Regions from separate parts of the Mus musculus genome. Here regions 1 and 3 are each linked to region 2. A link is a contact called in ENCODE Hi-C or POLR2A ChIA-PET data. All regions are on one chromosome and are shown on one strand. The core of a region is the stretch at or near the end of the contact, and the rest is flanking DNA. Distances in the headings are between cores, read along the strand shown.

Evidence for each region. Hi-C counts contacts between places; a loop is a spot of excess contacts on that map. ChIA-PET counts read pairs that join two places held with the same protein, here RNA polymerase II (POLR2A).
Region 1: POLR2A ChIA-PET joins it to region 2 with 13 read pairs in Patski. The contact joins the promoter of Khdc4 here to the promoter of Ubqln4 in region 2. POLR2A ChIA-PET finds 5 or more read pairs at or near these places in 2 of 5 experiments (Patski and embryonic stem cell).
Region 3: a map of CH12.LX shows a loop between it and region 2 (2.5-fold over the local background). The contact joins the enhancer-like site here to the promoter of Ubqln4 in region 2. A Hi-C loop is called at or near these places in 1 of 37 maps with a recorded cell type or tissue (CH12.LX). POLR2A ChIA-PET finds 5 or more read pairs at or near these places in 1 of 5 experiments (embryonic stem cell).

What each region holds. Positions count from the first base shown.
Region 1 is chr3:88,684,343-88,687,042 of GRCm38, reverse strand. It overlaps Khdc4 (KH domain containing 4, pre-mRNA splicing factor), which reads right to left and starts at 1,256. Exons shown (of 14, transcript NM_028814.4): 1 at 1,156-1,256; 2 at 477-699. The coding sequence starts at 1,193.
Region 2 is chr3:88,552,322-88,555,021 of GRCm38, reverse strand. It overlaps Ubqln4 (ubiquilin 4), which reads right to left and starts at 1,306. Exons shown (of 11, transcript NM_033526.2): 1 at 1,110-1,306. The coding sequence starts at 1,217. Lamtor2 (late endosomal/lysosomal adaptor, MAPK and MTOR activator 2) reads left to right here and starts at 2,071. Exons shown (of 4, transcript NM_031248.4): 1 at 2,071-2,226; 2 at 2,505-2,667. The coding sequence starts at 2,159.
Region 3 is chr3:88,756,933-88,759,632 of GRCm38, reverse strand. The region is part of intron 2 of Syt11 (synaptotagmin XI); the gene reads left to right. Among named protein-coding and RNA genes, the nearest start is that of Syt11, 14 kb to the left of the region's middle. Within about 2 kb of position 1,317, at least 1 of the 3 ENCODE cell types and tissues checked has a DNase peak (open chromatin) inside an H3K27ac peak, as active enhancers do.

The DNA.
Region 1 (2,700 bases), core at 7-2,506, 130 kb before region 2:
AGTCCATAAAAGTAACAAGACCAGCCAGGTGGTGGCTGCGCATGTCCTTATCCTACGTAGATGGCAGAGACGGATATCTCCCCATTAGTTCGAGGCTAAACCACGGTTCCAGGACAGCCAAGACTACGTGGACTTGTCTCGAAAAACAAAACAAGGGAACTACATCAATTAAAACTGCCTGACTTCAGGATGCAATGATGGGGCACAGCACTTGGGGGGTCAGAGGCAAGAGGCATCTCTGCAAGCAGGCCAGCCTGGTCTAAATATACAGAGTCTCTGCCTGAAACAAAAAAACCAAAGCCCATTCATTGCCTTGCAGGAACAATTTAACAAGGTATCATCTAAATACTCCCAAACGTGATCTTCACTCTAACCGGTTTCATCTTCATTAACCCCAATGACCAAGCAACTGAAAGGTGAAGAAAGGGGAGGAAAAAGAAAATCCCGAAGCGCAGAGCGTCTAGCGCTCGCAATACCTTCTCGGCCGCATTCTGAGATGGTTTCAGCTTCCCTTTGGCCATGAGCATAGCATTGATCTTGGCAGCCACGGCAGCGGCGGCATCCAAGGCTCCTGAAGGAGCGGCGGCGGTGGTGGCGCCCCCGGGGCTCGCCCCGCTGCCAGCGACTTCTCCACCTGGGGCCGTTGGCGGCAGGAAGAGAAGCGGAGCTGGCGCTGGCTGATCCCATTTGCTGCGGCGCCTACAGGTAGGAAAAGGGAAATCCTGAGGCCCACGGCCTTCCTTTGTGTAGTCTCCCCCTTCGTACACTCCATCCCGCGTCGCCTGCCATGGTCCCGAGACGTGCCCGAGATTCCTATCTAAAGCTCAGTCCCACTCCCCTTATTCCGATCCCCTTACGAAACATTTCCTTTCCAGTCACTTCCATCCGGAGACTCGGCTCGGCCGGGAACGCTCTGCGTTCGCCTTCTCCTTGGCTCGTCCTTCTAAAAGGCTCCGAGTTCCCTCCCTTCCCTCTCGCACCGCGGCCGGCCTCTTTCCGGGCGCCCGAGGCCAGCTCAACATTCTCTCCAGAACCCCGGCCTCGGCATCCGGACGCGTCCTACTAGACGGCCCGTCCGGCCCACACGCAGCCTCGCCGGTCTCCCTGCCCCGGGCCCGTGCTCGCTGCCCCCAGCCTGGCCCGCGAAGCCCTTACCCGCCAGCGGCAGGATGTGTCGCGCTCCCTGCGGACATGGCGGCCTGCTCCAGTCAACCACCCGCCAACTACCCACCACCGCCCTCCCGCCACTTCCGCCCAACGCGCTGACGCACGGCCTTTTCCGGCCGTGAGGTAAGGCGGGTCCGGTGAGGACTCTTGATTCCGATTGGACCCTCGGTGATTTAAAGCGTCTGGCGTCTCAGTGACAGGAGTGCCTGCCTGTCGACTCTCCGGCTTGCTCTCTTGCCCTTAATAAAAATGGTTGTTGGGCCTGGTTTAAAAGCGAGTTGCGGGCTAGGAGAATCCATTTTTATTGTGGGCAAGCGAGTTGCCTGGAAGACAAGTCAGAAAATGAAGCCGACTTTCTCCGCGTTCTCTTTGCTCACGTGGAGTCCCAGCCTGTAGCGGAGGAGAACCCTGCCGGCGACTTCAGCGCACTTCTCGATTCAGCTTATGAAAAAAGGAAATGATTCTTTCCAAAGTCATTTGCACAACTTCCTTTTCTTTCTTTCTCTTTTTGTTTTGTTTTGGGTCCCCCACCCACCCACCCTTAGGGATAGGAAGCTCCAGTCAGCCCGCTGCATGGGGGGGGGGGGGCTGTTCTGGTGGCCATGAGCAAAAACATTGGTTTTGGCAAACTCGTAAGCACTTGGACAACTTGTTATAAAACAAGTAAAGTTGGAGAAAAACTGCTCAGCGAGGTGGAGCTTTTAAAAAAAACGAAGCCAGGGACTGAGAGATAGCCCTGCAGACGAAGGTGCTAGTAGACAAACAACGATGTAAGTTAGATCCCTGGAGCACACAAGGAAAGTTGCTCTCTGATCTAAGAACTGTCATAATGGAGATTAAAAATCAAAAGTTATGAAATCCCCTTCTCTGAGGGCTGTGTGTTTACACTTGACTGCCTCTTCAATATACTGAAAAGCTTTGAATTCTAAGGAGTTTTGGGTGAATCTGAAAAACAGATCCTTAACGTTTATGCAAGTATTCTTCCAACAGAAAGCAAACAAACCCAGAATGCTAGCTTATAGAAATACTTACATTCCGACATAATTCATAGAATAAAATTCACTTGGGGCTGGTGAGATGGCTCAGTGGGTAAGAGCACCCGACTGCTCTTCCGAAGGTCCAGAGTTCAAATCCCAGCAACCACATGGTGGCTCATAACCATCCGTAACAAGATCTGGCGCCCTCTTCTGGAGTGTCTGAAGACAGCTACAGTGTACTTACATATAATAATAAATAAATCTTTAAAAAAAAAAAAATTCACTTAAAAGCTAAATAATAGAGAGTTTGGGCACATAATAAATAAATATACATTTGTGGTAGGGATGAAGACACTGCTCTGTGGTGTCAACCACACTAGTGTGAGAGGTGCTCCCTTGATCTTTTAGGGCTAGACTCCAAAGAGTCTTTGGCTTTTTTGACTTGGGAAAGAATTGCAGGACGAACCAGTGTGGAGCAGAGTTAAGTCCAAAGTTCAGTTGCCAACACCACACAAAGTAAATAAGTCTTGAGGAAACAGACTTGCCTGAAGAACAC
Region 2 (2,700 bases), core at 57-2,556:
ATCTAGAGTATTATTGAGATCTATTGAGGAATCTAGTGTGTTAGTTACCATCTCTACTTAATTAAATTAATTAAATTTAATTAATTAATTAATTAATTAAGAGACAGGGTCTCTGCATGTAGCTCTTGCTGTCCTGGAACTTTCTATGTAGACCTCGAACTCAGATAGATCCACCTGCTTCTACCTCCCCAGGGCTGGGAATTTAAAGATAAGGATCAGAGAAGAGGTAATGTATCCGGGGATATAGGAACTCAGGTCTGGACATCAATGTCTTCATCAGACACATTCTCAATAAGAGCTGTTTTATAATTCAGCTTTTCCCAGGGGACTTAAAATTCTCTAATGAGAGAGCAGCAGTGGTACCAACGGCTACACTGGGGCGAGTTAAATTTTCTAGATTCTATCAGCTCCTCCAAAACACAACACAACACAACACATATTCTAACTATAAACAGTGCACTTGCTAAGCAAAAGATCCCTCTCTTCCAACCAGATGGCCTATTCTAAGCCCCGCCTATGTGCAATTCTGGAGCAGCTTCAAGCAGTGGGGAACACAGGCAATACTCCCTCACTCATTCTATATTATTTTGTTGAGCACCTACTGCGCTCAGCAAATCCTGTAGAGCAGAAAACTGAACTACACAACCGTTTCGATTTGCGACAAGGAGGCTCTGTGGAGAGAGAGAGAGAGGGAGAGAGAGAGAGAGAGGGCACCACCACCACGCGACACTCCCGGGAGAGCATAGCCGCAGCTCGCTCGGGCCGCACGGTGCCTTAGCGCCTGGAACCTCTACCAGTGACCCTGGAGCACACTCTCCTCAAGCCTAGGCTCCAAATGGAGCCCGCAAGCAAGGTGTCCCTTCCTCAAGCTCCCCCACCACGCCCCCAGCCCGGGTAGCGCGGCCAAACCGGCCCCTACCCGCGCCACGCTCCCCGGACTAGCCCTGGCAGGGCGCCCCCTACCCGCTTCTCCCGCCTGTATGCCCCTGGATTCCGCCCCGGCCGGGGGCCCGTCCCCGGCGCCAGGCCGACCCCGAGGTCTCCCTCTCTGCTCTGACCCCCTCGGTGCGCTGCTCCCGCCCTCCTGTCTCCTCCCAGCCAGATACTACCTCCTTGACCGAGGCTTGATCGCAGATCACGATCTCCTCCTTGTCCTTGGGGGTCTTGACGGTGACCCGAATCTGGGGCCTCGTCTCAGCCCCACTCGGCTCCGCCATGCCGCCGCCCGGCCGCCCGCCAGCCCGTCCGGCTCCTCCTCCTCCTCCTCCCGGCCCGCCCGGCCCGGCCCGACTCCGGGGCCTCCAACTCCCCCTCCCGCCCCTCCCCAAGGCTCCGCCGCCCACTCCGGACAGCCGCAGCCACAGCGCCCCGGGCGGCCTGGGGGAGCACTGCAGCTGGGGCGGCCCAGGCCCGAGCAGGGTGCGCAGCTGGCCCGGGCCGGACAGCGCGGAGGGCGGGAGATTCAGGGCCGCCTGCGGCTCCCTCCTGTTCGGACAAAGGACTTTCGTTGTCGCCGTCTTATCTCCGTTCCCTGGGGTCACTTGGTTTTCTTGAGAGGCCTGGGTTCGTTCCTGGTTCAGGACGTCCTTAAGACCTCTGCGGATTCGAGCAGTCGTGGCCTCCGGGGAACCGCCCCGAGGGAGCCATTAAGGACGGTTTCAGAGACCTGGAGTTTGCCTACGTGGCTTCTCTGAGCCTTGGGAGTAAAAGAGCAAGACCCCACAGAATTGTGACTAGCGTACAATATTGCTTTAAAAAATGGTCAAGGATGTGCCTAACAGATAGATTTATTATTAGATTGCGATTGACCAGTAGGCACGAAGGCGTCCTTCGCGTGGAAGATGTTAAAAGTATTTCCACCGTTGCCACTGTCCTTGCGCTCCCGCTCTCCCCCCCCCCAACTCCACAACCACATGGTCCCACTGGAACGCTGAACTATGGTTCCCAGAATTCCTTGAGCGATCACATGAAACTACGATTCCCAGAGGCCCTCGCGCGGGGCGGGAATTGGGCCAGAGCCTCAGTAGATGGGCCCGGTGACTACAACTCCCAGGCGCCTCGTAGCTGGGCTCCTGGGCCACCGGAAGCGACTGAGGGAGAGCAAGAGGCTGCGACTGTAGGGGTGTGTTGGTGCAGGTCAGGGTTAAGAGACGCAGGCATGCTGCGTCCCAAGGCTTTGACGCAGGTGCTAAGCCAAGCCAACACTGGAGGAGTCCAGAGCACCCTGTGAGTGAACAAGAACCCAAGCAGCGAGCGCTGGAATGGGGCGGCGCGCGGCTGTCTGCAGTAGGGGTAGGGAAGAGCCCTACGCCGGGAGGTGGCTAATGTTGCAAGCTGCAGCTTCGGAAACCCTGCTTGAGGGCTTCCTCGGAAAGGGAAATGGACAGTTGATTAGCGTGTTCCTGGATTCTTGCTTCCTAAAAGCGCCAGTAGCTGGAATTGGGATAGGAACTCAGACCTTTCACTCTTCCTGAGTTTGTTGATATCCTTCCCATTCTTGCCAGGCTGCTGAATAATGAGGGATCGCTGCTGGCCTACTCCGGTTATGGGGACACAGATGCCCGGGTCACTGCGGCCATCGCCAGTAACATCTGGGCCGCGTATGATAGGAACGGGAACCAAGCGTTTAATGAAGACAGTCTCAAATTTATCCTGATGGACTGCATGGTATGGAGTAAAGTAGGCTGACTTCGAACTTGC
Region 3 (2,700 bases), core at 68-2,567, 200 kb before region 2:
AAACCACACACACACAAAAAGAATCTGGTGGAACTGAAGATGACCTTGAACTCCTTGTTGTCCTCCCTGCATCCCATGCGCTAAATCCCATGGGGTTTAGGTGTGCACTAGCACACAGTGCCTGCAGTGCGAGAGTTAGACCCAGGACTCACATGTACGTGCAAGCATGCACGCTATCAATTGAGCTACATTTCCAGCACTTACTTTTATTGTTTTATTTCGTGACACATGGGGTCTTACTATGTAATTCTCAATGGCCTGGAGCTTAATACATAGACTGGGCTGGCCTAGAACTTACTATATAGCCTAGGCTGCCTTTTTTTTTTTTTAAGATATTTTCTTCATTTATATTTCAAATGCTATCCCCAAAGCCCCTTATACCCTCCCCCCACCCCCGCCCTGCTCCCCAACCCACCCACTCCCGCTTCCTGGCCCTGGCATTCCCCTGTACTGGGGCATATGATCTTCGCAAGACCAAGGGCCTCTCCTCCCATTGATTGCCGACTAGGCCATCTTCTGCTACATATGCAGCTAGAGACTCAACTCTGCCTAGGCTGCCTTTGAGTTTACAATAATCCTCCTGCTTTTGCTGACTGAGTACTGGAATCCTGTACTAGCCAATTCTGACTTTGAGAACTGGGCATCATGGCAGAGGCTTGAAATCCCAGCTCTTGGTCGGTGAGATGAGGAGGCTTAGGAGTTCAAGGTCATCCTCAGCTCTCGGAAGCTGAATGTCAACCGAGGCTGCAGGAAACTGTCTCAGAAACACACACGCACACACACTCACACAAGGGCTGTGGATGTGGCTGAGTTGGTAGAGTGCTTGCCTATGAGGTACAGAACCTTAGGACAGATCCCTGGTCCCACATGAAATGAAAGTGGAGGGTGGTACCTACAACCCCAGTACTTAGGAGGTAGAAGCAAGAGATTCAGAGATTCAAAGTCAGCCTTCCCTACAAGTTCAAGAACAGCCTAAAATACTTGACATCCTAGCTCAAAAGGTAAAAAGGACATAACAGGAAGGGACAGTGGAGACGACAGAAGGGAAAGTCCCCTCCTCTGCCTTCTCCTGCCTACTTTTCCTCAGTCTCTGCTCCTCGCTTTCCAGTTTCCTGGCTTCCATTTACAGGGCTCGAGTGCTCAGCCTTGTCTGTCCTGGAAGGAGGGCTGTTTCCAACAGCACCCACCACTCTTCCAGGCCACTCGTGTGCTCACAGTCCAGTACTGTGGGGGAGGGGTGGCTCTGTGCCGAGAGCTGCAGCTGGGAAAAGACTGGCCAAAAAGGAACTGATTCAGGCTGGAGACAAAGCAGCCTCAAATCCAGGGCACTGGGCAGAGAGCACAGACAATGGCATTTGCTAAACTGCCAGGAGTTCTTGGGGAGAGCCAAGTTTCTTCCCACTTTATTAACTCCTTTCATGAGGATGAAGCCAGGGCTAGGATCCTGAGCAATACATCGAAGTAGGAGAGGCCCCAACAGGACAGCAGAGCTTGCCAGACTCCCACACTTCCTGAGCCCTTATCTCTGAGCAGCACCCGGGAGTCTGTCCTTTATTCATCCCCAGGATCCCCAGCCAAAGAGCCCAAATGCCGCCTCCAAATCCTCCTCAGGACAAAGTGTGGGCTTCAGCCAGAACTACTCCAGACATTTCACTCTCCAGCTCATCTTTAAAAGGCATCGTTTTTTCTAAAGAGGGGCCTGGGGGATGAGCTGGGGATCTAACTCTGGGTCTAACACACACTGAGCTACATCCCCAGCCCAGGACATCCTCTTATAGCTTGTAACTGCAACCAAACCCTCCTTCTAAGGTTCCTGTGTAGGAAGGCTGAGAATATGGCTTAGTAGGTACAGTGCTTGTCCAACATGTACAAAGGTGTGAGGCACACCAGCCCCTAGGGGAAAATTTTATTGAGACAGGATCTCACTGTGTAGATCTAGATATCTCCAGCTATGTAGACCAGGCCTCTATCTGCAAAGTGCTGGGATTAAAGGTATGTGCCTCAATGCCTGGACTATGGAATTGATTTTTTGTTGTTGTTGTTGTTGTTGTTTTGGTTTTTGGGTTTTTGTTTGTTTGTTTTTTGAGACAGGGTTTCTCTGTGTAGCCCTGGCTGTCCTGGAACTCACTTTGTAGACCAGGCTGGCCTCAAACTCAGAAATCTGCCTGCCTCTGCCTCCCAAGTACTGGGATTAAAGGTGTGTGCCACCACTGCCCGGAATTGATTGTTTTTTAATTTATTTTTGTTTTATGTGTATGGGTATTTTGCCTGCATTATGCTTGTGGACCAAATACCTATAGGGGCCAAAGAAGGGCATTGGATCCTCTGGAACTGAAGATACAGACAGTTGTGAGTGGCCATGCGGATGCTAGAAATCAAGCCCAGGTTGTCTAGAAGAGCAGCCAGTGCTCTAACTGCTGAGCTCACTCCAGCCCTTGAAAATAAATTTTTAAGCAACTGCTTTGTTTCCTTATATTGTATTTAATAATCATAAGTGAACTCTCATTCTCATCCTAAGCCTGGAACAGGAGGTACAGGCAGAGAGCTGGGAGAAGCCGACTGGCAGAGGGGACGACAGAATCATGAGATGGCCTCAGTGTTCCTTGGGTCGAGTTGCTTACCTGGGGCAGTGTCATGGGAATGAGAGGATCCTTAAAATCTCAGATTTGCATGTGACGTCTGGATCATCCAGTCTAGTAT